Linked DNA regions of Homo sapiens: all the other regions are linked to region 1. The links are chromatin loops, found by intact Hi-C in ENCODE. Cell type or tissue: dorsolateral prefrontal cortex. All regions are shown on one strand. Links, peaks and the distances in the headings refer to the core of each region. The heading gives the core; the rest is flanking DNA.

The links. A loop is a pair of places that touch in the nucleus more often than their neighbours do. Peaks named below come from ENCODE experiments on the same cell type or tissue, not always from the same donor. Only the 100,000 strongest peaks of a DNase experiment are listed, where the experiment ranks them.
Region 2: it touches region 1 in a loop (8-fold over the local background); 9 of 110 quality-filtered maps call a loop at or near these places.
Region 3: a loop joins it to region 1, with 4 times the contacts of the local background. A loop is called at or near these places in 3 of 110 quality-filtered maps.

Annotation. Positions count from the first base shown.
Region 1 is chr4:92,297,895-92,308,161 of GRCh38, forward strand. GRID2 (glutamate ionotropic receptor delta type subunit 2) reads left to right here and starts at 6,072. Exons shown (of 16, transcript NM_001510.4): 1 at 6,072-6,850. The coding sequence starts at 6,763. RefSeq lists a silencer at 7,604-7,898. In dorsolateral prefrontal cortex, for the core only: CTCF peaks have their summits at 5,817 and 6,022 (motif pointing left); DNase peaks (open chromatin) are centred at 5,967, 6,847, 7,767, 8,167 and 1 weaker place; H3K4me3 peaks cover 4,931 bases; H3K27ac peaks cover 5,367 bases; H3K27me3 peaks cover 1,101 bases.
Region 2 is chr4:92,384,267-92,392,266 of GRCh38, forward strand. The region is part of intron 1 of GRID2 (glutamate ionotropic receptor delta type subunit 2); the gene reads left to right. Among named protein-coding and RNA genes, the nearest start is that of GRID2, 84 kb to the left of the region's middle. In dorsolateral prefrontal cortex, for the core only: a CTCF peak has its summit at 3,390 (motif pointing left); no DNase peak of the experiment used is centred there.
Region 3 is chr4:92,547,802-92,555,801 of GRCh38, forward strand. The region is part of intron 1 of GRID2 (glutamate ionotropic receptor delta type subunit 2); the gene reads left to right. Among named protein-coding and RNA genes, the nearest start is that of GRID2, 250 kb to the left of the region's middle. In dorsolateral prefrontal cortex, for the core only: a CTCF peak has its summit at 4,023; no DNase peak of the experiment used is centred there; H3K4me3 peaks cover 306 bases.

The sequences.
Region 1 (10,267 bases), core at 2,268-10,267:
GGAGAGCAAACAAAATGTTGATAGTGTAATTTTATATTAACAAACTTCAGGTAAATTCTGTGAAATCTAACCCTAAATTTAGTGTCCAACCACCCCCAACTCAGCATTCTCTTTAGTCACATAAACCATACTACAAATAGTTCAAGTTAAATTTGGGCAGAGATTCATATTTTGGCTTCTATTGCTGAGATAATTTTTATTGACATATTCCAAAGAACCCTTTGAAAATATCTTCCATCTGTTCTAGACCAAATGAATAACCACTATTTGTGTTGTAAACTATGGGACTGATAAATAGGCAAAATAATCTTATGAACAGAAAACTTTGATACCTCAGTTATCTGTTTATTTTGGAATTAAGATGATTTTGTATTATGCCGCATGGGTAATATTCCACAATATTTAAAAATTTTTATTTTATCCTTTTCTTCACTCCTTAATTCATTCATCTATTCATAATCTGTTAAATGCTTAAATTCACCACCAATTTGCAGAACCAATGAGGAATAAGGAATCTATTGTATTTAATTCTAAATAAATTATGTAGCTATCCACTAAGAAATGAAATGTTTTCTATGACTCCTTTAAAATCTTCAAAGTCAATATATATATATTATACATATGTATATAAATCAAGCTTTTGTTTCTCTATTTACACTTTCTTCATGACTTGTGCTACTATAAAATACAATATATTTTATACCAAAATGTACAGTTTATCTGTGGCATATTCCATAAGTATACTCTATACGGAGCCACTTATGTGTCTAGACAAGTATGTTACAAAAAATGTTGTAAATAAAAGTTAATTATGAGAAAATAAAATTTGATTTTTTTAGGATTTAAAATGCTAATGTACACTATAGTTGACATAATACAATTGTTTTTGGCTTTTGATATACTCAGACATTTGCCTCAACTAATATGCCACATGAAAAAGATCAGTGAAATAATTGACAGAAAATTTCTTTCCCATGGCAAAGTGTAATTTCTTATTTCAAGATATATAAGATATGTATTCTTTAAAAAGCAAATAGTTATATTAACTCATTTTTGAAACTTTAATATTTATACCAGAAATTTGAATCACAAAATAATGTCTCAGTTTTCTAACCATCCTTTAACTCAGGAGTGAGTGGCATATTATTAAAGATCGTTCTATTGGTCTTTAATTCCTAAGCAAGTGATCAAACTAGAGAAAATATGAATAAAACAGATATTTATTGGAGCCTTCTAATAGAAACCTATTACTTCTATGTGAAAGGTTTAGGAGAACCAGAAGAAATAAAACTTCAGAAATTCAAGTTAACAAAAAAAACCTTAAAATATAAAGTTTGCTTCATTATAGCTATTTGATTAGTATGAGTTAATAATATCCTTGTAAACTGTTAAAAGTAGAGACATTCAAAAAGTAAGCTGATTAAATCTACATCAAGCATGGCTGCCATCTTGTGGGGACAGGATATAATGTATTGAGGGGCCAATCTCAATAATGTGCCCCTTTTGGGTTAAAGTCATCATTTGTTCTCCATCAATCAGTTGTTTGATGCTTATCAACATTTCTCTTGAAATGCCACATCAACATTTGGACAGAAAAGATAAGGTAACTAAAAGGACTATTAATGAATCCCTGTTTCTAAAAGTTCAGTATCATTGCCAATGTATAGACAGTAAGAAAACTTTAAAACTAGAAGTTTTTCACTTGAATCAACCTTAAAAACAGATAAGTTTGGTAAAGCATTCATATTTATTAATCATTTAAATTGCAAAATTATATTAGAATTTATATCTAATTGAGTTAGAAGATAATATGGCATTGTCTGATAGGGCATATAGATTTACAGTTTCATAGATTTACAGAAAGCTTTGAAAAGAAGAAAGAGATTATGAGTTTATTTTAGAAGGGAGGGAAGAGGGAAGGAAAAGGAAAGGAAGGGAAGGGAAGAAGAAAGGGAGAGATGAAGAGAGGAAGGAAGGAAGGAAAGAAGGAAGGAAGGGAGGGGAGGGGAGGGAAGGCGAAGGAAGGGAAGGGAGAGATATAAGCTATTACTGAGGATAAGATTTTCACTAGTGTCACAGACAAAATAGTTTGACAGAGCGGTAAGTGGTAAGTCAGTGTGAAGTTGACCTGAAAAAAATGAGGTCAAGATAAGGCCAGCGTAAATATGTTATACAGGAATATGTAATTTAAGTATTTTTTCAAAGCTTATTTAAAAGTCAAAACATGTGCTTTCTAAGTTTAAGCCTTCCAACAAATATTAGTACAACTTCTGGAACTCAATTTTCCCATCATTGTCTAGAAAACCAAGACACTGAATGAGAAAGCCCCTGAAGCCTCAATGAGCTCTGAACTTCTTTGATGTGCTGAGTACAAAAGTTACTCTTTCAGTCCCTCAACCAAAGGGAATTTATGTTTTTCACATCTGCAAATAAATATCCCAATTACAATTTTACAGCCATTTATCACAACTACTTGCATCTATAGATGATCAGTCTTTGCCTTTTAACAGTTTTCCTTTCATGCTCATATTAAGGTTGAAATGTACTTGGAATCTTTTGTGTGACTAGCCATATTTGTAATATGAATAATATAATCATAAATAATTAGAAATAATGATCAGAATTTATTGTGTCCCATTTTGATGATATTATTTTAAAAACCAACTCTTTTAAGTTTCAAATAAGTTGACTCATAAATTCATAGATCTTTATACTAAAACAAAATAAAACTCATGAGTCATTAAAATATAATTGAACAGTTCGTTAAAATTGACCAATGTAAGTTGATTTACTGCTGTTATAACAATGAGCAGCTGATTTTTAAAATTTAAGCATTGGTATTCTTAGCAGTTTTAACAGTGAAAATGAAATAATTATATGTTCCAAGAATTTCTATTCTATTACCTTGCTTTCTTTCCACAATTGTGCATGATTGAAGCAGTCAGCATTTGTAGTTTCCCCTCCAATGCAAATCAGTTTTTCTCAAAAATTCTGCTTTTCAAAGAAAAATAGGCATATTAGTTTAAATCTTGGGGTAGTTCAGATAATCTATCATTTCTTCAAATAATTGATGTTCAAATCATGATCGATGCCTGAATGAAGTAACAGTCTCCACCTTGGAAGAATAAACTCAACAAACATGATTTACTTACATTTTATTTTAAATAGTTAATCATTTGTTATAAAACTTTAGTTAATGAGGGTATTTTCCTGCCAATACATGCCAGAATTTCACAAGGTTTGAATTTAAGTACAGTGGGCCAGGTACATCACTTATTTCCATATAATAAGGCTTGAATTAAAGTTAAGCAGCCTTAATGAGACCAACAGATAGCTGTCATTAAAACATTTAATATGCACAGCTAGTGAATTCATATTTTTTCTTCTGGAATTTAACATCTAACTCACACATTATAAATATTTGTATCCAGCTAACTACATATTACATTATGACAGACAATTTTCTAAAGTAGTAGAAAATATAGTTAATATATATTTATTATATATTTATTAATTAGGAATCATTGAATGTAGAAATTATTTCAACAGTAAAAAGACTGATTGTTATTCTTGAAAAATCAAACAGCCAATGTTAAATTTATACTAACTTTCTTGTGTAACTTTTGGAAAGCCAAAACTTGTTGTTCTACTGTTTCTTCTGATTGGCAGGAGTGGTCATTATACCTTAAGGGCTTTTTTTGATGTGTCACCCAGACTCATTTAAATGTCTGAGTATTAGAACAGTGATTCTGAACTATGGCTGCATAGCAGAGCCCTGTATAGAGGCTTTTAGAATATATTACAGGCTGTGTCCCAAACTCCAGAGATTCTGATTAAATTAGCCTTAAGTGACCATTTTAAAAAGCTTCTCAGATTATTTCAAAGTGAATCTACATTTGAAAACTACTAAACTGGAGGATTTGGGAATAATGAAAATGCTTTGCTCACAGTACACTAAAACATTTCCAAGAGGGGAAATAGTATGAATATGACTATACAATATTTGACTTTCTCCAGGACAGATACTCATTAGCCAGGACTGGACTAGTTAATGCTCTGAAGTTCTTCCTAGTTATCTTATTCTAAGATATCATGGTGTTCTTTCCATGTTAAATGGTTATAATTTTTCTTGATAGAATACATAATGACTTACCAATTTTTAGAATGTCACTGTAAATAATATTTGAAGGAAGCTATGGGGAGTGCATCTCTTCTTTCAATTCATTATCTGAATAAGCAAAGTATAATCTATGGAATTGCATCAAAACACTTTATAAAGTAAAATGACATTAACACCAACATTAATATAATCAATATTGAGTCAATGTCTACTAATGGAAACAAAAGATAAGAGAATGATCAAAATTGAGAGTAATTAATCAGTGAATGCTTCTTGGAAGCACTGGTTTGTTCCAGATTCAGAAGGAAGTGATGAAATTCAAGTCAACAAAGGGGTTCTCTGTAAAATGCTGTGTTGAATAAAATGTGAATGAGCTTTGGTTTTCACTCTCAAGGCATTTATGATCTAACTTAGTAGTAGTTCTGTCTAACTCTAATACAAAATAGGGTGTGTTACGACAGCATAGAAGATAGATGGATTTATTCCACATTAAAGGACTGGACACTACTTCATGGGCAAAAGGAATTTGAACTAGCCCTTGAGATGGTGAAGGAGAGTGGTTGGGAGGACAAATACGTGCTTTCCAAGCAGAAATATTAACATAAGTAAAAATATGGCAGCAAAACATTTTCTGGAATGTTCAGGAAAAAGTGTACAAGATGAATGAAAACAGCCAGAAGTGAGAATGTACAACTGTGTCTGGAAAAATAGTAACCCAATTCAGAAGGCTAGAGAGAAGGGCTCAAGTGAGGGAACGGGAGGAAAAGAGGTTTGCCAAACTTGGAGGTAAGGCTTTGAAAGGTTGTGTAATGAGCTTGACATCCACACATCCAACATTCCTAAAGAATTCCAATTATAACTGAGACAATATTATGACATTAATACCTGACCTCGACTAGTCACTCGATTGTGTTAACAAATCTTCAGTTTGCAATGAGGCCAGATTGACATAAGTCAATCATTATAAGAAAAGAAGTCACAATGATCAGGATTTTATCTTAAGGAATAAGCTTGCAGAAAATCCTTTCACTGGAGACTGAGAGGCTGTCATTCAGGACTTCCTCAGCTTTTTCCATGGAAGAGAGTACCCAACTTCCTCATTCGGAATTTATCTACATAGGTTATTAAGCTACTCAATGAAATATTTTGACCAAATGTTTATGAAAAATTTTTCTGTTTTATTTAATTATTCTGCTTTTTTATTTTAATTTCAAGATCTTTTCTATCCTGATAGAGAAGAATTTCTATCAATAGAAAGGATTTCAGGAACCTTTCTCTATCCTGATTGCCTAAAAAATACACTGGAGACAGAAAAAAAAAATCATTGTATAAAAGGTAATTAGCACGTTCTCTCCTTTTTATAACTTTATAATTGAAATCTCATTAAAAGCTTTCTAGGTCTGTATTTCCCTAAGTGACCAGGTGTCCCTAATTTGTTTTCAACCAATGTGACTAATTCCAGGCAAAGACTAGAAAAAGTCTGATACCTGTTAGAGAATAGCAAGGTTAAATAAGTGGGGTGGCTTTTTTAGGTTGCATTTAACCTCGTAAAATAAAGAAAGGAAAAAAAAAGCTTCAATGTCTTTTTACAGTCCTGCCTTTTTCTCAGTCCCGGTTGAAGATTCCATGGGAAATGAGAGCACTATTTTGTTTCTCCCTTGTATTGCAGATAGGGGGAGGAGGTGGTTATTAGAGAGAAGCTCTTCCTCTCTTGGTTTCCCCCTCTCTCCGCCTGACAGCACCGCTCTCTCGCAGGCTCGCTCCTTCTCCTAGGTGATCCATTTCTAGGCAACGTGGGGCTGGTGCTGAAGCTGCCAGGCTCGCTCCTTGCTTCCTGCATCCCGCCAGGCGAAACGCTCCAAAAGCATCCTGCAGCCTGCGGCGGCTTCCCTCCTCTGGCCCGGCCCCGCTGCTCGCGCCCGGCGCAACCCCCCCGCCACCGCGCCCCAGCAAACCGGCTCCCCGGGCCCGCCTCGCCAAGCTGCGTTCCGCGCCTCACGCAGAAAGGGAATTTTCTCTGCATTACTATCTGCATTACCTTGAAGTTCACTTTTTCTACCCCTCTTGGAGAGGGCTTTTTTCCCCCCTCCCTGGTGGAATCTGGCTGCTCCGTTTGGAATCTCCTAATCTTTCCTTTCCACTTAGATTCTGGCAGCGAAGACCAGTGATTCTCTGCGGGCTGTAGGGGCGGGGGCGGGGGTCTTTTTTGGTCCGAGAGGGTGCGGGGAAGGGGGCACATCCGGCGTGAGGGGGGTGTTGGAAGTTGCAGCGGAGCTGGGACCGGAGACCCGCGGCCCCCGCGCAGCGATGGGTCTGATCTGAGCCCCAGCCTCTCCCCCTGCCCAAGAGCAGTAGAGGCTGGATATATTTTTCAAAAGCCAAACTGCAAACAACTCTGGCGATGCCAAAATTCCCCTCCAAGTGACACGGCTTTGCGAAGGAGGTTTCCTCAGGCTGGGCTCTTTCTGTCATTCCCTTCTGCCTTTCTCGGCGACGATAAAAGGCTTTGCTCTGGCAATAGGAATTTAGAAAAAAAGAAAAAGCTGCGCTAAACTCCACCGTGACCTCAAACTCTTTGGACTGTTTGAAAAAAAAAAAATTGGAAGAAAATCCATCCTCCAAGAGAATCGGCATAGGAGGAGATGGAAGTTTTCCCCTTTCTCTTGGTTTTGTCCGTCTGGTGGTCTCGAACCTGGGACTCGGCGAATGCGGATTCGATCATTCACATCGGTAAGAAAGTGTTGGTGCAGCTCGTGGTTACTTTTACCGTTTCAGTTCTCAAATGTTTCCCCTTCGCTTTCCCCCTCTCCGGTCTCTGTGTGTCTTGTTGGAGGTGGCTTCAGTTCATTGCCCCTTCCCGCTACCCTTCCCTCACACTTGCTCAGTTTTCTGAAAGGATGTGGATGCTCGAACCTCGACTGACTTGTGCTGTTGTTTTGCAGTGATTCGTGGAATGTGGCTGGATGCGTGGGGGTCTCGAGTTGACCTGAGTGTGAGTGTGTGCTGGGAACTGCAGGGGGATTCTAAGTGTGTGGGGAAAGGGAGTTTAATTGACTCTTATCTTCCATATTTTTTTTCCCGGATGTACATTTGCTCCATTTAAAAATTTATCTTTGGGGGAGCAGAGAAGCTGTCACCTGTGAGATGAAAAGAACTGGGCTGGGGGGTAGGGGGAGCTCCCTTCGGATCGAACAGGTGGTTTTGCAACGTGAGCCGGCTGAGTTCGCCGCAGCTTAGTGCGATGGTGACGGGGGTGCCGGATGCGCCCCCAGCCACCCTCTCTTCTCACATCTTCTTGGCTTTATGATCCTTGCGTGTAGTCTTTGAGACGGTGGCAGGAGGGGCTGGCGGCAGTGTCGCCAAGGACTGATTGTCGCGTGCCTCGCCTCCTCGGACACGCTCCCGGGGCCTGGCGCGGCGGCGAAACTGACCCCGGGGCGCTTGGGAAACGCGGGGAAGCGAATGCGCGCAGGCTGCTCCCGAGGTCTGCTTAGCAGATATCCGCCTTGCCTCGCCTCGCCTCGCCTCGCAGTCAACTCCGAGTAGCCGCGCAAGGCAGACAGCGAAGGCGCCGGGACTACTGCGGGCCGCGACTCTGAGAAGGACTGCCGAGCGGGCTCCGAGATGCTGGTGGCCCCACCTATTGGCAACCAGACGGGCCGGGACTGGCCGCGGCGAGCAGGGGCGGGCGGGGGGCTGCGCGTCATTATCATGCACAGCGCTCGCAGCTTCAGGCTCCAACTCTACTCACTTGCTAATCCGTGAGAGCTGAGCGGGAGACAGGCTCTTGCAGCCTTTTCTGCGTTAATGCGACGATTTCTTTTTCGGAAATTCGCTTACCGAGCCAGCAAGGTTTCTTTGCTGGGCTGCAGAGAGGTCCCTTTGGGGGAATTTTTCTGGGCACAGGACTTTTATCTGTACGCATGGCTTGGTGTTCTGCAAATTGAGGCGACAGATGGGTCACAGCTTCTCCCCTTTCTGTACCCCTGCTTCTCCACCGCACAACACGCATACACATACACACACGCACGTACACATACTCCTGGTAGGGGAATCTGCTGCAGGTGGCGATTGTGCCCGCCCAAGCGAGGGATTTCTGTCTAGCGTGCGCGCCCACAGTGGCCAGCCCCTCCGCTCCAGGGGGCTCCCTCTCTTGGTCTCAGAGGCTGTCTTTGTAAACATGTCTGCCATTCTCTATCATTTATATCAGTAGAACTGTCTGTCTCTGTGCAAGGGGTAATGAGGTCAGGATTCAGAAAACCTAGCGTTTGTGCATTAAGTAAGTCAAGCACTAATAGCTTGCCTGCTGGATCCCGTTTTGCCTGGGGGCTAACAGTGCCTACAGATTCAGAACTTTTCAGCAAGAAATTATGGTCTCATTGAGTGGTTCAGCAATGTTCTGATAGAGTTCAGAAATGAACTATGCTCCTTTTAGAGAAATGGCATACATTTATATCTAGTTGTAAATGATTGGAGCAGGAATGCAGATATATAATCATAATACCTTTATATTCATTGTATGATTAGGGATTTCTGATGTAGGCTCCTCATCTCTCAGGAGGGAAAGCCTGTGGAAGAATGCTTTTTTTAAATCGCTTATTCTGTGGTCTGCATGATAAATACATTATTTACAAATACCTACAGCTTTTGCTATCCCTTACTAGTTAAATATTATTTTGCAATGCAGTCTGGACATCTGTTTCAAAATAGAACAAAACTGTTGTATTTTTTAGTTTGTATACTGTTGTCTGTCAGAGTGGCTATAATCACATTTAAAAATTAACTGTGTACAAATTACAGATTTCTTTAGAAAGTTGGTTGTATACATTAACTGTGTATATCCTACTAACAGATATAGTTACTTCTGAGACAATTAATTTGACTTGAATATAATTAGTACATTAGATGAGATAATTAGCTGTTTTATAGACTACCTAATATTGTCATGAGGCTAGCAAATTGTTTCAAAAACTTTATCTTTTATAATATATCGAAAAACATTAACTCCTAAATTAAAAAAATAAAAAATGATGACGGGTAGTATGTGTGTAATTCAGTGCCTCCACCCCTACTCTCAGCAAAAGTATAGTAAATTCAAAACCGAATGTCCATATTAAAATTGTAAAGCACCAGTTAACATGAATTGGATTAGTTTCCTTACTTGTTTGAATAGGAAAAGAATTAATTTTCTTTAGGAGGTGTTGCCTTCATTTAAATATTTAATGTGAGAAATATGTTTCTGGGGAAATATATTAGTTCAGGACTGAAGGAATGAATGTGATGAAACTGGAGGGAAAGGGAATATTTCACCTCTAGCGATGGAAGGAGATATGCAGAAATGAAAGGTTTTCCCAGCCTCATGTGATGTGTTCAAGCAGAAAGTAGCTGCAATATGTAGTTCAGGCAAACTGGAAAGATGAAAAGACACTGCTCTAAGAGGCTTTTTATATATTGAATTATTTTGGTATTGAACCAACTTATATATACATGAAAATCATCTCCTTCTTTCTCTCTTTCTCTTCAGTTTTTACCTCATGCCGGTAGTTTAATAAGGTCAATTACACATTTTAAACTCTAATATGTTTTGTTAAACATATTGATTCACTACAGTGATGAAACATAATGGTTAAACCATAATGATTGAAATGAAAATGTATTTATTTTAGTCAAAAATGCACAATTTTATGATTACTTTGAGTTTCAAATATTTAAAAATATTTAATCATTACGTATATTTTTAATACACATCCACACACAGATACACAACCATATAGTATTTAAAAATGAATCACTTCCATTGTGATCTTCTTTGCCCCAATTAAAGAAAGGTCTTTTGACATATAAAAACTATGCAATTTTGAATTATGCTTCTACTTTGAGCCTATGCATTGATTGAGTAATTTCATCAGACCCACATTACTTGATTGCTTAGAAGTTTCCTAATGATCTGCATGCTGTAGGAAGAACCAAAAAGTCGTGAGTGGAATGGCAATGATACTGTGTTTTATGAGGCTATTCAGAAGTCGCTCTGATTTATGTAGCTAGAAAGCTCCAAAGTCTTTGAGATTAGCCACGCTGACTGCTATTTTCTTCATACATCAGTCGTCCCACACTCTTTACTCCCTAAACACAACAGGAGTTTAGAGC
Region 2 (8,000 bases), core at 1-8,000, 84 kb after region 1:
TTCAAACAAAGTAGTCGAAGTTTTCCCTCAGCCACAAGAGCCCTTTATGTGGGGCTTTATGTGGAGTACAGTTTTAAAAGTATGTGTCTACATTCTGTGAATCAGCCATTGTGGATAATGTCATATATACTAACAGAGGAAAGAAGTGTACCTGTGTGTGTGTAGGAATATATATATATATATATATATATATATATATATATATATATATATTATTTATATATAATAAAAATATATATTATATATAATATTATATAATATAATATATAATATAATATATAATATATATTATATATAATATAATATATAAAATATATTATATTATATATAACATAATATATAATATATGTTATATATTATATATAATATATATTATATATAATATATAGACATATTATATACATATATTATATATATATAATATATATGAGACATATGGATGTTTGGGAGCCATATAAATATTTTACTTGCTGAATTAGTAAAACTTCTGATAAATAAGAAGATACTTCAAGATAATAAGTGTTAGGTAGTTTTCATTCTCTGAAACAATGGAAAAACGCTTGAATTTTCAGACGGTATTGTCCGTAAAGATTCACGACGCATTCTAGGTGTTCCAGGATGGCCTTGGAAGCAGTCAAAAGGAGAATGTTTATGGAGCTGAATCAGAAAGGATAGATTGCATCACCAATATACACAATGGGCTTGTCACATTTACTGATGGTTCCCTATGTACTGGGAAATGTCAGGTGATTCACATATAATTTGTCTTTTAAAAATATAAAAATATATCTGCTGGAAAAATTGCACCAGGTCAAATGTATTTTAGAGTATCTAGTGTTATAAAATAGATGTGTTAAGTTTCCTGCTATAAATGTTGATATTTATAATTTCATTTATTTTCATAAACAGTTAGGATGCACCTATTCAAGCTATCCTTTATTATAATATAATTTAGATATAATTCAAAATTTAGCTATAATTCCAAATTTTGCTCATTTCTAGACATGACTATATGACTGAATTGATGCTGAGGAGTTTCTACAAATTGTCAGTGTTTTGTTGTTAGTATTATTTGCTATTTTCAAAAACATTTTAAAATTTAGTCAATTTTGCATTAGATATTTTAATTGTGGCAACACAGAGTATCAACTGGAATTTATTAAAAAAATTATTAAAAATTGACTCATGCTTATATAGTCTAAGGTAAGGAAATCAAACCATTTTTTTTTTCCTACAACCATGTTAACGCTATGAAAACTCTCATGTCAAGATGTGCTATCTTTAGAACAGGAATGGAATTCATAAAATAGCTCTTTGCTACAGAGTTTTTCAGCTGCATTTTCAAAACCAAATAATATAATTTATTTTAAATTTAAATTTTAGGCATTTTACAGTAGAATTCATGAATTATTAGGTTTCTATACATTTGTTTAAAAAACAAATAGGTTAGAATACATAAACATTTGTGTCCTACTTTTGTACATTTGTAATATACCTTTGTAGTTCTACTTTTCATGTATTGTTTTCAATTATGAAATAATTAAGTTATTTGGATTTAAATATAGAAAAAATATTTAACTTTTGTTGTGAAGAAATATATATAATATACGTGTGTGTGTGTGTGTGTGTGTGTGTATATATATATATATATATATATATGAAATACACAGTTCATTTGCCCTTGAAATAAGTCCTCCAATAGGAAAAAAAATATGCCCTTTGTGAAATGTCGTCTCCTCACCACAGATAATGAAAGGATTGCTTTGTGATTTGACAATTAAAATTCACTTTTATTTGTCAGTATTTTGTATGATATTCTGTTCAATGACACCCTCCAGTTAAAACTCTACAATGTAGTAACATTGTATTCTGAATGGTAATGCCTGCATCTTATTGTTGTTATTTTTAAAAAGTTTAAAGCTAATTAGGAGACACATCTATTATTTTGCTACTTTATCATTATTCCCTTCAGACCTATGAGCTAGATTTTATCAGGAATGCATACTGTATATTCACTCTCAGTTTATTCATGCTGAGGGCATCGCTAATTTGATCATCAAAGTGTATGTACCATGTATATCCTACAGTAGATTCCTTAAAGGAAAACTAGGGCTGTGCTATTAATTTTAAAGTCCTAATGTATGGCTGTTAAAAATTAAGCTGTCAACATTCTCCATTTCCAGCAGTAGCACAGTAATGACAAAGACATATTATGGAAATAAATAGTAATTAATTTTAATAAGTAGCATTGTACTTACAGCATTGTCAACAGGAAAAATAAAAAATCTTTTATGGAGAAAATAAAGTTGTAACATCAAAAAATATGAAAAAGCAGAATATATTTATGATTAAATTAAGGCAATTTTAGAAATTAAAACTCTCATTTAGCAATATTTGATAAAGACATCTGTATTGCTTCTGAATAAGATATGTATTAAAATTATTCATAAGACAATATGGATTAAAAACAAACTTCTGGCTTCATGATACTTATTTATTGAGTAATTTGCAATTAATACAAAATATTTTTACTTTCTAGGGACAAGAGAAGAAAAACAGGCAATGCTATGGAGGATTAGAAAGCTGATTAACTTGAGATACATAGCCTCATGTTTATAAATTTGACAGAAAAAATGATTCACATTCTATATATCAGTCATTAATTTGGTACTGATGATAATGTGCAATGTATAATACATATCTGTGTTTACTCTGTTTCTTGATTGCATATGTAATGTGCTGAACAAAACCTAACAGAAAAGACGTTTTTGGTCAAATATATCAAATTAAAAGCACACTATTGATGGTCCGAAGCTGTTTAAACAGTTAATAGAATTATCTGTTGATTTCACCTGATTTCAATTATACTAATGTAATTCATGTAAAACCTTATATACTCAAAAAGTAAGGAATTTCCCATGGTTTTAAGAACATCTTAACTCTAGAAACACAGAAAAGGCAGAGAAAAAAAAAGATTTGGAGTTGTTATCTAGAAAAATTTCAGTGGTAAATTCTGATATTTTTCTTCTTCCTTACATGACTGAATTATTTCACATACTTTTTATTGTGTCTAAGAGATGTTTTGAAAACCAAAATAACAAACAGCATCTATGCATAAAATAAGAGCCAGCAAGTTGTGTGGAGAATGTGAGGTACTCTGCAAAGTGTATTTTTATAAGCCCTGATTTTGCTTTCCAATATGCTCCTTAATGACCAACAAAGAGGGATATTTCTTGAGGATGACTTCCCTTGACCTTTCCTATTTGTCTAGAGTATTTGACCAGGATAGATGGGAGACTATGCTGTGCAGTGGTAACTGTACCCAGGAGCAGGAACATGAGTAAGAATGTACTTGATGGAGACAAGGGAGGAAGGAAGTGTAAGTGGCTCTGGAAAGCTCCCTCTGGTGGAGAATGTCTTAATAATAATTCAGAAGCCATTACTAGAACAAGGAGATGATAGATTACCTATTTAAAGGACTTTCTCAATGTAGAAGGGGCCTTCCTAAAATTTCTTGTTATCTGTTTTAAAGTCTGTGGTAGAAATAAAAATTCCATTCCCTAATTCAAAAATTCAGCATTCTTCCATTGCCAGCCAAATTAGCTAAAGTTCAAACATAAAAAGAATCAAAGATCTTTGGGTTCCATATTTTCCTTATTCCCTTCCAAGTCTAGCTGGATTTCAGAGATACATTTATTACTGTAAAACAAATGCTCAATAATAGAATAACAGAAGACAACAAATCTTCCAACATTTTGTTTGATTTCTAAAATTTTTGTTACCGTTGTTGGACATAATATTTTACATTTCCTACCAGCACTGCCTGCTGCTTAAAAAGGTTGTTTGCTCATCTTCTGCTAGAGAACTCTAAAAGGGGTCAATTTTTCTCCGAAATCATTCTGCCAAGGGCAGTCGTTGATATTGCTGTCAGAAGAAAGAAAAAGACAATCTTATGTAGGTGGAGGGGTTTTAACCTTTTTAGGTCATTGGCTGTTTTAAAAATCAGAAAAAAGCTTTGGATTCTCTGGCTCAGCTATATACTCATAATATTTTGCATGCAGTTGCAGTATTTTCCTGAAGTCACAATAGTATTCCCAATACCACGGTTACAATAGTATCCCTGGCTCTCTCTCTGGTGAGCTACCACCTCATTTACCTTCCCACTGCCTCCTACACCTTGCCATGACTAGATCTTCTGAAGGTTAATGTAATTCCTCACCCCGAGGAAGGTTGAAAGTACAGTCTACATAATCATGCCCCACAACGGCTATCTTTAGCATTAAACACCCTGGCTCTAAGACTCTCATCTTTTATCACAGGAATTCTGCATTGTTTTCCGAGACTGGTTCCTACTAAGAAATTCCAGGTTATGGTACTCCAGTAATGAACACTAAATATTGAGAACTCCCTACTTCCGTAGCATTCATTTCTCACACCGCCAGTTAATCAGTTCCTGAATCCTTGCCTTCTATGATTGTGTTTGTGTATATATATGAAATAGACTTGACCCTCAGTCCTAATATCAGAGTTGAATCCCTGTTACAATTTTTTTGTTGATAAATAATATTATCTAATCACAATGACTACTGTAAGTATACAATTGGGAAATGTTAACAAGTGCTATGCAATTAAAAAAAGGTTTTGTGGTCAATGAAATGTGGAAATATTATATACCGCATTCTCTTTGGGAGTTTACAACGCCTTTCAACATACACTTTAAGTAGCATCACAGTAATGGAAACCGGCCCTTAATACTGGTTAACCCAAAGTTTGTCAAACATATCTGCATACATAACAATTTCTATAGGACAGTAGTTAATAACATAATGTTGATAGTTTAGGAAGTTTGGTGTTTTAGGAAGAAACTCATAGCCAAGCCTTTAATAAGATATATTTCTGTAAAAATAACTTCCACAGTACTCTTTATGGCCACCAGTATCTGAGATCATTATATTGAAATTATGGTTTATTAAAAGTGATAATTTAGTTGATCCTACTGTATTCCTCATACATAGCAGAGATGTGGAAAGGGACAGTATGGGGTTTGAAAATTTACAACTTCAAAAACTATTTTCCTTAAATAATTTTCTCTTGTCTGATAGAAAATCAGTGACTCTGATATGACATGAATCTGATTCCCTTCACTAAATATTCATGTGACCACCTTTTCTGAAAGGAAATAATACTCTAAGAAGTAACCATTAAAACTTTTATTATGTTCAGCTCCACAGTTAAAAGGACCCATTTTAATATCTAATTGAGTCTACTTCCATTTTAGTAGTTTACTATGAATGTCATGATTGTTTTCTAAGTAGGTGCTACAATCTTTATCACTGGAATTTCCTTCCATCTAAGAGAACAGAAACCGAGTTAATGTATCTGAATTTCAATAAGGCATTTACAAAGGTCTCTTTTAGTGTTCCTGTTGGCCAGATGGAAAAATATTCACTGATGATATGGAACTGGGTAGGCTTATTATTGGTTAAAAGTTTGTACTCAGATAACCCTGTGTTATGGATTTGTATTAACTGTAAGGAGATATCTAGTGATTTGTCATATAGTTTCATTCTTGCCCCTATATTATTCTAAAGGTTCATTATTAATGTGGGTAAGAACACTGGACTCAATCTTTTCAAAATTGCAGGTGCTATGAAACTGGAAGAAATATTAAATATGTTGAATATGTTGAATTACAAAATAGAAATTCTGGGAAATGGAGAAATTTTAAGAATTAGGTAGAGGTTAGCAAATCATGTTTAACAGAGCCAATTTTAAGTCCTCTTTTAAAAAAATCTAGCATCAATTAAACAAAGAGCACAATTACAGATGGGGATAAATTTGATTTGACTACAGCATGACTGTTTAGCTAGATTCTGAATTTAACACGGAAGACAGATAGAAACAAACATTAATTAAGTGCATACTATATGCACACCTGGGGCTAGTTACCTTCATGTACTCACTTCATTTACCTTCAACAACAAACCAGTGAATAGAAATGACTATAAATAGTATAATGACAAATAAAATTAATTGAAAGAATAACCGCCCCAAGATCATTCAGCAAATAAGTGTCAGATCTAACTTTTATTCCCAAATTTATCAATTAGAATTTGCATTGTTAGTAATAAAATATAGAAATATAGAATTTAAGAAGAGTGAAAAGGGTGGCTCTCCCTTGGTCCAACCACATCTAAAGGCTGTGTTTAGTTCTGGCCCTGACTGCGGAGGGAGGTTAATAGAATGGATCAAGTCCAGGGAAGAACAAACAAAATAATTTCACATTATGTGCATTTAAATAAGTTTGAATCTATTTATTTTGAGTAGGAAAGTTTTCTGGTAGGATATGATAATGATTTAATATAATTGAAAGGCTATCGTTTTAAATAAAAATTAGATACTTTCCCCTCCACTTTGCTCCAGAGAGAAATTCCAGGATCGATGAGAGGAATCTGAAGAGTTTCAGGTTTTACTCAACATAAGAAAAACACTTCATATTTTGCTGCTTTACCTTTTATTCCTAGCTCTTATTATCTTATGGTATAATATACAATTTTATCGTATATATTTTCTGTTTTTCTCACTAAGATAAAAGTTCCATGATGTCAAGGATTTATGTCTGCTTAATCATGGCATTTTTGGCACCAAGCCTGGTACCCAGGATAAAATAGGTGCCTAATAAATATTTGCTGAATAAATGAAATCAAACCAGAGATTATTGGATTCAACTTGGTTCTAGCAAATAGTTTCCTTACTGACAAACAGTATTTTCCTTACTAATAGCCAAAGAAGTATTCATATAATTTGCGAATTCATAAAATTGTACATATTTGAAAGCCAAAGGAGCGCTGAATTCTCAAAAAGTCATTTTAGAAAGTGGCCCAGAATGATTGATTAATCTATCAATCTCTATATGTGAGTACACTTTGGAAGTTTTTAGTCATAATGATGTTACAAATTGTCATCAGACTGTTTCAAGGAGGTATGAGCTCTGTAGTTAAACTTCCAAGGCTCTTTACTTGCAAGCTGTCTGATCTTGAACAATTGATACGACTTCATGGTTACTTTCAGCACCTTCCTCCTGACATTATTTTGAGGATTAAAAGTCATAATATATGTAAAGTACTTACTGTTACCTTGTGCTTAGTGTGAATATAAATATTAAATAATATTAACAGTATTAGTAGAAAATTATGGCATTGCTCTTATTATAGCTACTTACCATTCATACTGTATATCATGAAAATGATAAATATTGAGATTGTAAAAAAAACCATTCAACATTTAGAAGCACTCCCAGGGTCTTTGCAAAACAAAACAAAAATGCATAGTTCCTCTATTGTCCAGAATAGATAAATAAAATGTTAAAATATGGAATAAATAGACCACTGTGTGGATTACACGTATAGGTAAAAATGTCATCCTCAAGGAATATAATGTCACTCTCTACTCATTTTGATCTTCTCACTAACTTGATCTTTTTAGGTCCAACCCCTCTTCTGAGCTTTCCCTTCCTTCTCTTGAAGGATTGAAACATAATAGCAAGTTGAGTAGCCACAGGCAGTTTTGCTATACAAGACTAGCTCACTCTCTCCCATTACAGTGTTTTCTTTGCTTTTGTGAAAAGACTCCCACACTGGTGTCTGCTGCTAAAATCAATTCTGGAAAGGTATTTTAAAAAATGACCCTCCCTTAGGACGTGACAGATCTCTGATGGTGTCTTTGTCTTCCTTCTGTTTTTGAAAAAATCCACAGTATTTTCTCCAAAACTTTATTATGTTTTATGAAAACATACCACTGACAGCTTCCAATAGGAATCAGAAGATTTACATTGATTGACCTAGGATGCACTTCAATTATCTAGCCTGAGCCTATATCATCTTTTTAAAACGTTTGCTTTTAAAAAATGATTTATATTGCCCTGATCCTTTGAAAAGTAAATTTGACACATGATAACCCTTTAATTCTACATAATTCAGTGTGCACCCCTTGAGAAGCAT
Region 3 (8,000 bases), core at 1-8,000, 250 kb after region 1:
GGAAACCTCAATGGAAGCAACTGCATGTTGAAATAATTCTAGGTTCTACAAAAAGAAAGGAGAATATTGGCAACATAGTTGAAGGAAATGAACTTTAAGAAGTAGATTCCAACAGGATTAGTCTACTACTGTGAAATGGAAGAAGTAAATAAAACAAACAGAAAAAATAATTAAGTAGAAAAAGAACTTACAAGACCTGAATTCTTCTGAATTCCAGACAAAAGAGTAGGCAACAATAATGATAAAATGTATACATCTAGAATGGTACTGAGGACAGAAGGACAATTTGGAATAATATAATACTCTGAAGTTTAACATGGTCACTAAGAAGTATATAGAAGTAGAAAAATATGGAAATGACAAAATCAAGACTTCTCAATTAAAGATGTAATATGTTGAGTTAGGTGCACTACTCGCTGAGGACAAGGTGTATGTCTTCCTTATGTTTACACTTCTAGTCTGCTTGTGCTCAGCACTGCACTTGCCATGTAGCAGGTATTCATTCAATGCCCTTTTATTTAACCCAGTTTGGTAATCCAGGAAGCTCATTGTATTAGTCCATTCTCAAACTGCTATGAAGACATTTCTGAGACTGTGTAATTTTTTTTTTTTTTTTTTGAGACAGAGTCTTGTTCTGTCACCCAGACTGGAGTTCTGTGGAGCGATTTTGGCTCACTGCAACCTCCGCCTGCCGGGTTCAAGTGATTCTCCTGCCTTAGCCTCCCAAATAACTGGGATTACAGGCACTCTCCTGGCTAATTTTTGTGTTTTTAGTAGAGATGGGTTTTCACCATGTTGGCCAGGCTGGTCTCGAACTCCTGACCTCAGGTGGTCAGCCCACCTCAACTTCCCAAAGTGCTGGGATTACAGGAGTGGCCACGACGCCTGGCTGATACTGTGTAATTTCTAAAGAAAAGAAGTTTAATCAGCTCATGATTTCACAGGCTGTAAAGGAAGCATGGCAGCATCTGGTCATATTCTGGGGACACCTTAGGAAACTTTCATTCGTGGTGGAAGGTGAATGGGAAGCCCGCACTACACATCGCCAGAGAAGGAGGAAGTAAAGAAAGGGCAAGGTACCACACACTTTTAAACACCCAGATTTCATAAGAACTCTATCACAGGAACAGTACCAAAGGGAGAAATCTGCCCCCATGGCCAAATCACCTCCCACCAGGACCCATCTCTAACATTGGGGATTACAATTGAAAATGAGATTTGGTTGGTACATGTATCCAAAACATGTTACTCTTATTTGGGGAATGTAAGAAAGAACTAATGATAGATGATGATAGGAGCTAAAGATTTTTAGGTCTTCCGCAAAAAAAAAAAAAAAAATGAACACTTACCAAGTAATCTCAAATAGATGAGCTTTAATGAGAAAATGCCACATTGATTTTGCACTTTGAAGGAATGTATAACACTTAAATATTTGTTGGATGTAATTTATACGGTACCTACTGAAAATGAGGAAACTGAGGCTCAGTAAAATTGAACATTATACCATTAATGTGATCTGAGATATGGTTACCCTCAGGGACTATATACCACACCATGTCACCATGTTGTATTCATATTTAGTCTTCTTCTCTCTAGGAAGTGATCTCATTTTTGTCATTCTTCACTCATTGGATGAGTCCTCATTCACACACATCACACACACCTCCAACTATCTGACAATTCTTAGTCTTAGAAAATTCTCTGAACTCTGTGATTCCCAAGTGATGCAGAGTCAAACTGATGTTATTAAATGACAAAGGGACTGAGGGCTATTTAAGTTTTAAAAATCTAAATCTTAGCCTGAGGCCTTTACAGAAAAAGAAAAGAAATCCCCAAGAATTTTAAGGCATTTTTTGGTATTATTTTTGTGATTTCCATTTTTGAAGGGCTAAGATTCACAGTTTAGGTTACAGGTAAGTCATTTCATAAATAAATATGTAGTAGCTTAAAAAAGATGATGCCCGTGATGTTTCTTAAAATCCTAGTGGTCATGTTTAAAATGTAACATGACACTTGATACCCTGCATAATCTATATGACTATATGTACTTGAGAAGAAATACTAATGTAATCTAGTAACTCTTTATTCTCTTAATGAGGTATGCTATTCCATAGCTCTTTAGCTTTTTGGTAGGGTAAAACTCAAAGAGACAACCCACATAACATTAAAAAGAACTCATTAAATAAAATGCAACATTTTGAGATGCATAATTTTCAAATGGAACCACTGTGTATTACAGTGAGATAATTAAATATTTTATGTTTTACCTGAACTTCCAGAATAAGACATTGATATATACATTTACAGTATATAGAGCCACTGATTTTACCATGCATAGAAGTGGATGGAATATCAAAATGCTTTGTTCCAGTACTTTGTGATTATAATGAAGACTTATGGTTTTTTAAATTTTGACAACTTTTAGGCAACAGTAAATATGAACACATAGATTATATTTTTTGTTTGTAGAGTATTTATTAACTATATAAGCAACATCTGTGAAGTATAGAATAATTTCCATCTACAAAAGGAAAATGTTGTAATACATATTTAGTTTATAATAGTATGTTAAGAACCATCAACTTATTCTTTTAATTCCATATTCCACAGATGTTCATTAGACACCTACCATTAAATGTTAACAAAATTTCTTCATGGGTGAATTGAATACACTTAGAGGCAACCCATTTTTTAAAAAAGTATGAGTATAATCTGGATTCCTGTGAGTATAAATGTAGCTCATATTTATTAATGATTGTTTACTCTAAAAATATTCAGACTGGTTTGGCAGGCTCTCTGTCTGAGGCTTGAAGAGCTTGCTCTGGGATCCTTGTTTTCTCAGCCTCTCTAATTGAGGGCACCTTCACAGTTTCAGGGTACTTTACAGCACGGAGAAGAACCTAAAAACAAAACGAAAACATGATGGGTCATAACTATGAGGAAATAAAAAGAACTGTATAAATTGCAAAGTCTGAAAATCAAAAATGTAATACTTGAACTAAATTCATTTTAAGATAATATTAATGTGGAAAGGAATGCATCTGATTGATATAAAAAGTGTAAGAACACTTGCAGTTTAATGTTAAGCAGTTACATTGCAAAGACTAGTCTCAAATTTTAGAACTTCATTGAAAAATCAGTCATAAATTGTTTCTCCATAAACAATTAAAAACCAGTTTTCTGATTCTGGTTAATTGTTTCTTTTTCATTAAATTTGTTAAATGGGGATCACTAAAAGTAAGGTCTCACAAGATAGTGTGCATATTGCTTTACATTTTAAACTTCCATATGGCAGATCTTTCCCCTGTGAACTTGAAAGGATAGATAGTATCATTTTATTTTATAAATGATGACATCCACAGAGGCTAAGTGATTAGCTGTGTCATTCCAACAAATAGTAGACTGGAAATCTAAATCAGTATTTCTTTGAAGGGAAATATATACATCTACACCTGTGTGTGTGTGTGTGTGTGTGTGTGTGTGTGTGTACACGCATTTCTTATGTCACAGGACTAACACAATGAAATGTTATTTTAAGAATTGAAACTTAGTGTGAGAAGTATTATGTGCAAATGTATAAAACATTGTCACACATTATACAATCGATCCCAGATTGTGTCCCTTAGTTGCCTGTAGCATTGACATTTAACTTGTCTAAAACTAACTTTATCATCTATAAAATGCAACTAATAATATCTGCCTTATCTCAGAGATAGATAAATTCTATGTGTCAGTGCCTGGGAGGATTACATTTGTTTTAGCTAATCATTCATTTATGCATCTATTCATGCAACAAACATTTATTAAGTGCATTCAATGTACAAGCATTAGTGAAGATGTTGGAGATAAATTAATGGACTTATACTGCATGAAGAAGAAATGTATAAATCATAAACAATAGTACAAACACAAATAATACCATCGTTAATAACATCAGACAATTATAAACATGTTGCATTGGTTGGAGAGGAAGCTGAGGATTGCTGCAGTAGTCTATGCATGAAGTGAGAAGGGCCTCTACTGGAAAGATGCTGCTAGGAATGGAGAAGACTTCATATTTATGAGTAATGCATTTTAAGTAAGAGAGATAAGGTTTCTCTCTCTCCAGTAGAAAGGAATAGAGAAAAAAAGAGCTGAGGAAAGTCAGTTATGATGTAAAACCTAAGATAAAGGCAAAATAGTAATAAGAACACTAAGGGGTGGGCAGTATTAGAGGAACAGTGACAATTTCAGTTTTGATCAGGTTGATTTTGAGGTGACTGATACATTCAAGATGAAAGAAAATTCAAAATTGGAATTTAGATGAAAGGGTAGTGCATGTATTCAGAGTTAGCAGTACTTCGGTATGAGGAAAAACTAAGTTTCTGATTAAATGTTAAAAGACCAAAGTCAGAGCTTAAAACCATACTGATACTAGAATGCAGAATGGGCAAAGCAAAAATGAAAAAAAAAAAAAGTAGTAATATCCCAGAAAACTGTGAAGGAAAGAATAGAAACTTTGTGAACATTAAAATTAGCACAACAGCCAAAAATGAATACTGAAGAGAAACTATCTTAATTTAATAATAAGCAGATACTTTGTGACATTTGATAGAGTAGTTTCAGAAAACTTGTGGGAAGTACAATGGGTTACAGAAGGAACGGTTGGAGAGGAGGTAGAGAAAGCAGATGTTGCACTGCAAAATGGTGTGAAGTAGCTGTAAGACAGAGCTATTCAAATGATGAATTAGTAAAATCCATGATGGCTGAAGAGAAGAGATGGAAACTAATGGAGAATATAGGAGTTTCCAGAGGAAGACGTTCTCTTAAGATCGAATGAAGCAGATTTTAAAAGCTCAGCTACAGTAGATGACTCTTAAGAATCTAAAGGAAAAGATGAAGGGTTATGTCTTAGCAAATAGGGAGTTGAAGTTTTGGGGAGCAACAAAGAATGTCCAGACGAAGGGAAGGCAAAGTTCAACATTATAACTAATAAAAGTTGGATTGGATGACTTGGGGACTTAGAATAACAAGCAAAGCAAGTCTCTTAATTCTTCCCTTTGGAATTATATAGACTGAACTGACCCATCTCAGGCATAGCTGAACAATTCCAGTCTTCTCTCTCAGTCACCTTTGGTTGCTCCAATGATTTTGCCAAAGGTAGATCAGAATGTGTGTTTTGGTGAGCAGATTTGCTCACATAAGTGAAACAATGAAATGGGGGCAAGCAAGAGGCAGGCTGCAACATACCTACTTGCTTATTTCTTTGATATCACCTATAGGATGAGTCATTCTTCTTTTTGGTGGGTGGGGAGCAAGGCTAAGAGGCCATAATTTTTCTCCTTCGAAATTCTTTCCCTTTATGGAACTTAGAATAGGGTGATTACCAATTATAGCTTAATATCTAAGACGGACCTAACTTTGTTCCCAGAATGCACCTGCATTGGGTAATCTGTGTAAAACACAACACATCATATAATTCTTTATATGAAATTTTTATAATGTGTTTTGAATTTTTTTGGTGGTATAATCTGTCTTTGATAGCATAGGAAAGGATAATTCATATAAAAGCTGAAGAATGATGGTTTAATGTGTTGAACAGAATATACCATGAGCAAAAGCTTGTTGATTTGGGTAAGTCTCTACCTTGTTTCTTTAGGAGAATGTCATTTATGACTCCTCCTGCATTTGTATACCTTCGTAATTCTCAGTAACATAGAAATTTGATTTATAGGTATTTTTATAATGTATATATTTTACATAAAATATTTTGATGCATCTCACTTATTTTTTAATTGCATAAATTATATTGACCACTTACATCTATTATTAATGACATACCTCCCCAACTTCCCAAATCCTTATCATTAACTTTTCTTTTTTTTTATTTTTAGACAGTCTCTCTCTGTCGCCCAGGCTGGAGTGCAGTGGTGCAATCTCGGCTCACTGCAACTTCTGCATCTGGGTTCAAGCAATTCTCCTGCCTCAGCCTCCCAAGTAGCTGGGACTACAGGCATGTGCTACCATGCCTAACTAATTTTCTGTATTTTTAGTAGAGACGGGCTTTTGCCACGTTAGCCAGAGTGGTCTTGATCTCCTGACCTCATGATCCACCTGCCTTGGCCTCCCAAAGTGCTGGGATTACAGGCGTGAGCCACCGTGCCCAGCCTATCATTAACATTTTTATTTATCTCAGAATCATAGTATCAGGATATCTTGAAGGATTTGGCCAAATATATTTCAGCAACATATTCAACAACATTATGTTAAACATGAAAAACATGAAAATCACATAGGTATGTATATATTGAGAGACTAAAGGGAGCAGAAAAGCAAGGTACTGATAATACAGAAGGGCTGTTGTTCCTAGAATGGAAATAGCTGAGATTGCAAAGGGGCAATTAGAAAGATGTCATGGTGTTAACATAACTTTATATACGTATACACATGCTGTGTTCATTTATGAGCGGCAGTAAACCTATAGTGATGCCGTCTATAAGAAAGAAACAGAGAAATCGAGTAATATGATTTAGAAAATAACAAAGAATCTGTTATAAAGTAATAATTATCACATGAAATCTGACTTTCATATTTTCTCAAGCACTTTGAAATGTACAAGGTTCTGTTCCGAGTATAAAGCTTGCTGAAGACCATTTTTTTCAAATTTATAGACAAAATGTAAAAACAATTTGATAAGTTCTCATTTCAGAAAGTTTATGTCAGTGACATGAAAACATATCAGTAAATGCATTGTTAACAACTTAATCGAGTAATTTGCCTGTCATCATGACTCCTGGGTAATGTCAAGCTGTTTACAGCTAATGTAATTTTTGGTAGAAAAAAATCTATCCATTGGACATTTTTCATTTCACCTTATGGGAAATATTTTATTATAGTAGACAAGTTTCCAAAAAGAGATTATTATGAAAGTAGTTATTCTAGCAGTAACTTCTCAGATAAATGATCTGTATAAATATTTTTCTCAATCTCTGAATAGAATCCCAATCAGGAGTATTGGTATTACATGTAATCCAACTTCTAGCTCTATCGTTATGTATTTGTGTCATGTCAGACATTATTTTTTACTGGTTGGCCCTCAATTTTCTCACCTTTTGTCCTTAGCTTTGAACCAATCAAGTTATGGTAATTGTGTTTATTGCTCGTCAGTAAAGGCAACTATAATAAGATATTTTGCATAAGGTTAGAATGTATTACAGTTGTTTAATAAAATTAACTGATTAAAATGCAGGGAATATTTTTCAAAAAGAGAAGGATGATTTTCAGGGTGGGATCCAGTCGTGAGAGTTGCATGAGTTTGCAGGCAGAAGTACCATAAAATATTAAATAAAAGAGGTTCTTGAATGCCAAGTCGAGGAGTGTGAATATATTTAATATCTGTAGGGTATGGAAGGCAGTTTCCCTCACTGAGTGAATATAAAAGGCCATATTAACCCATGAGAGTTATCCGCAGTTAGCATTTGTGTTGAAGTAAAGTTGCACTAAATGTATGTAGGGTTATAGGAGAATGATTTAGATCATATGAAACTGTGAAGGGAGAAGAACATACCAGGATGAAAGAAGTAATTTAAGAGTCAAAGCTACAGATATTTCAAGTAATATGTAGGAGAAAAAGAAGCTTAACTTCAATTTCATTAAGGATAGTGAAAATCCATCTCAGTAGTGTTCAGGATGATAACAGATTGCAAAAGAAATGGAAGGAAGAGATGGTGAGAAAAATGAAGGCAGCTGGCATACATCATATCTTCTAGGGGTCTGGCAATGAAGAAAAATAGAGAAAAACTTCCTAAAATATTGGGATGAAATTTACTTAATTGCATTTTGGCATGTTCTCGAGGCTTTTTAACTTCTCGTCTGTGGTTTGTCAGAAGTAAAGACAGCTTTTCACATTTCCTGTCTTTTCAAATTTGGCTTCCAAGCCATGTTGAGGATGGAGTTATCTTCAAATTTCAGGGGTGTGATGTTGCGTATTGGACCACAGATGCTCCTCAATTCTGTGAGGA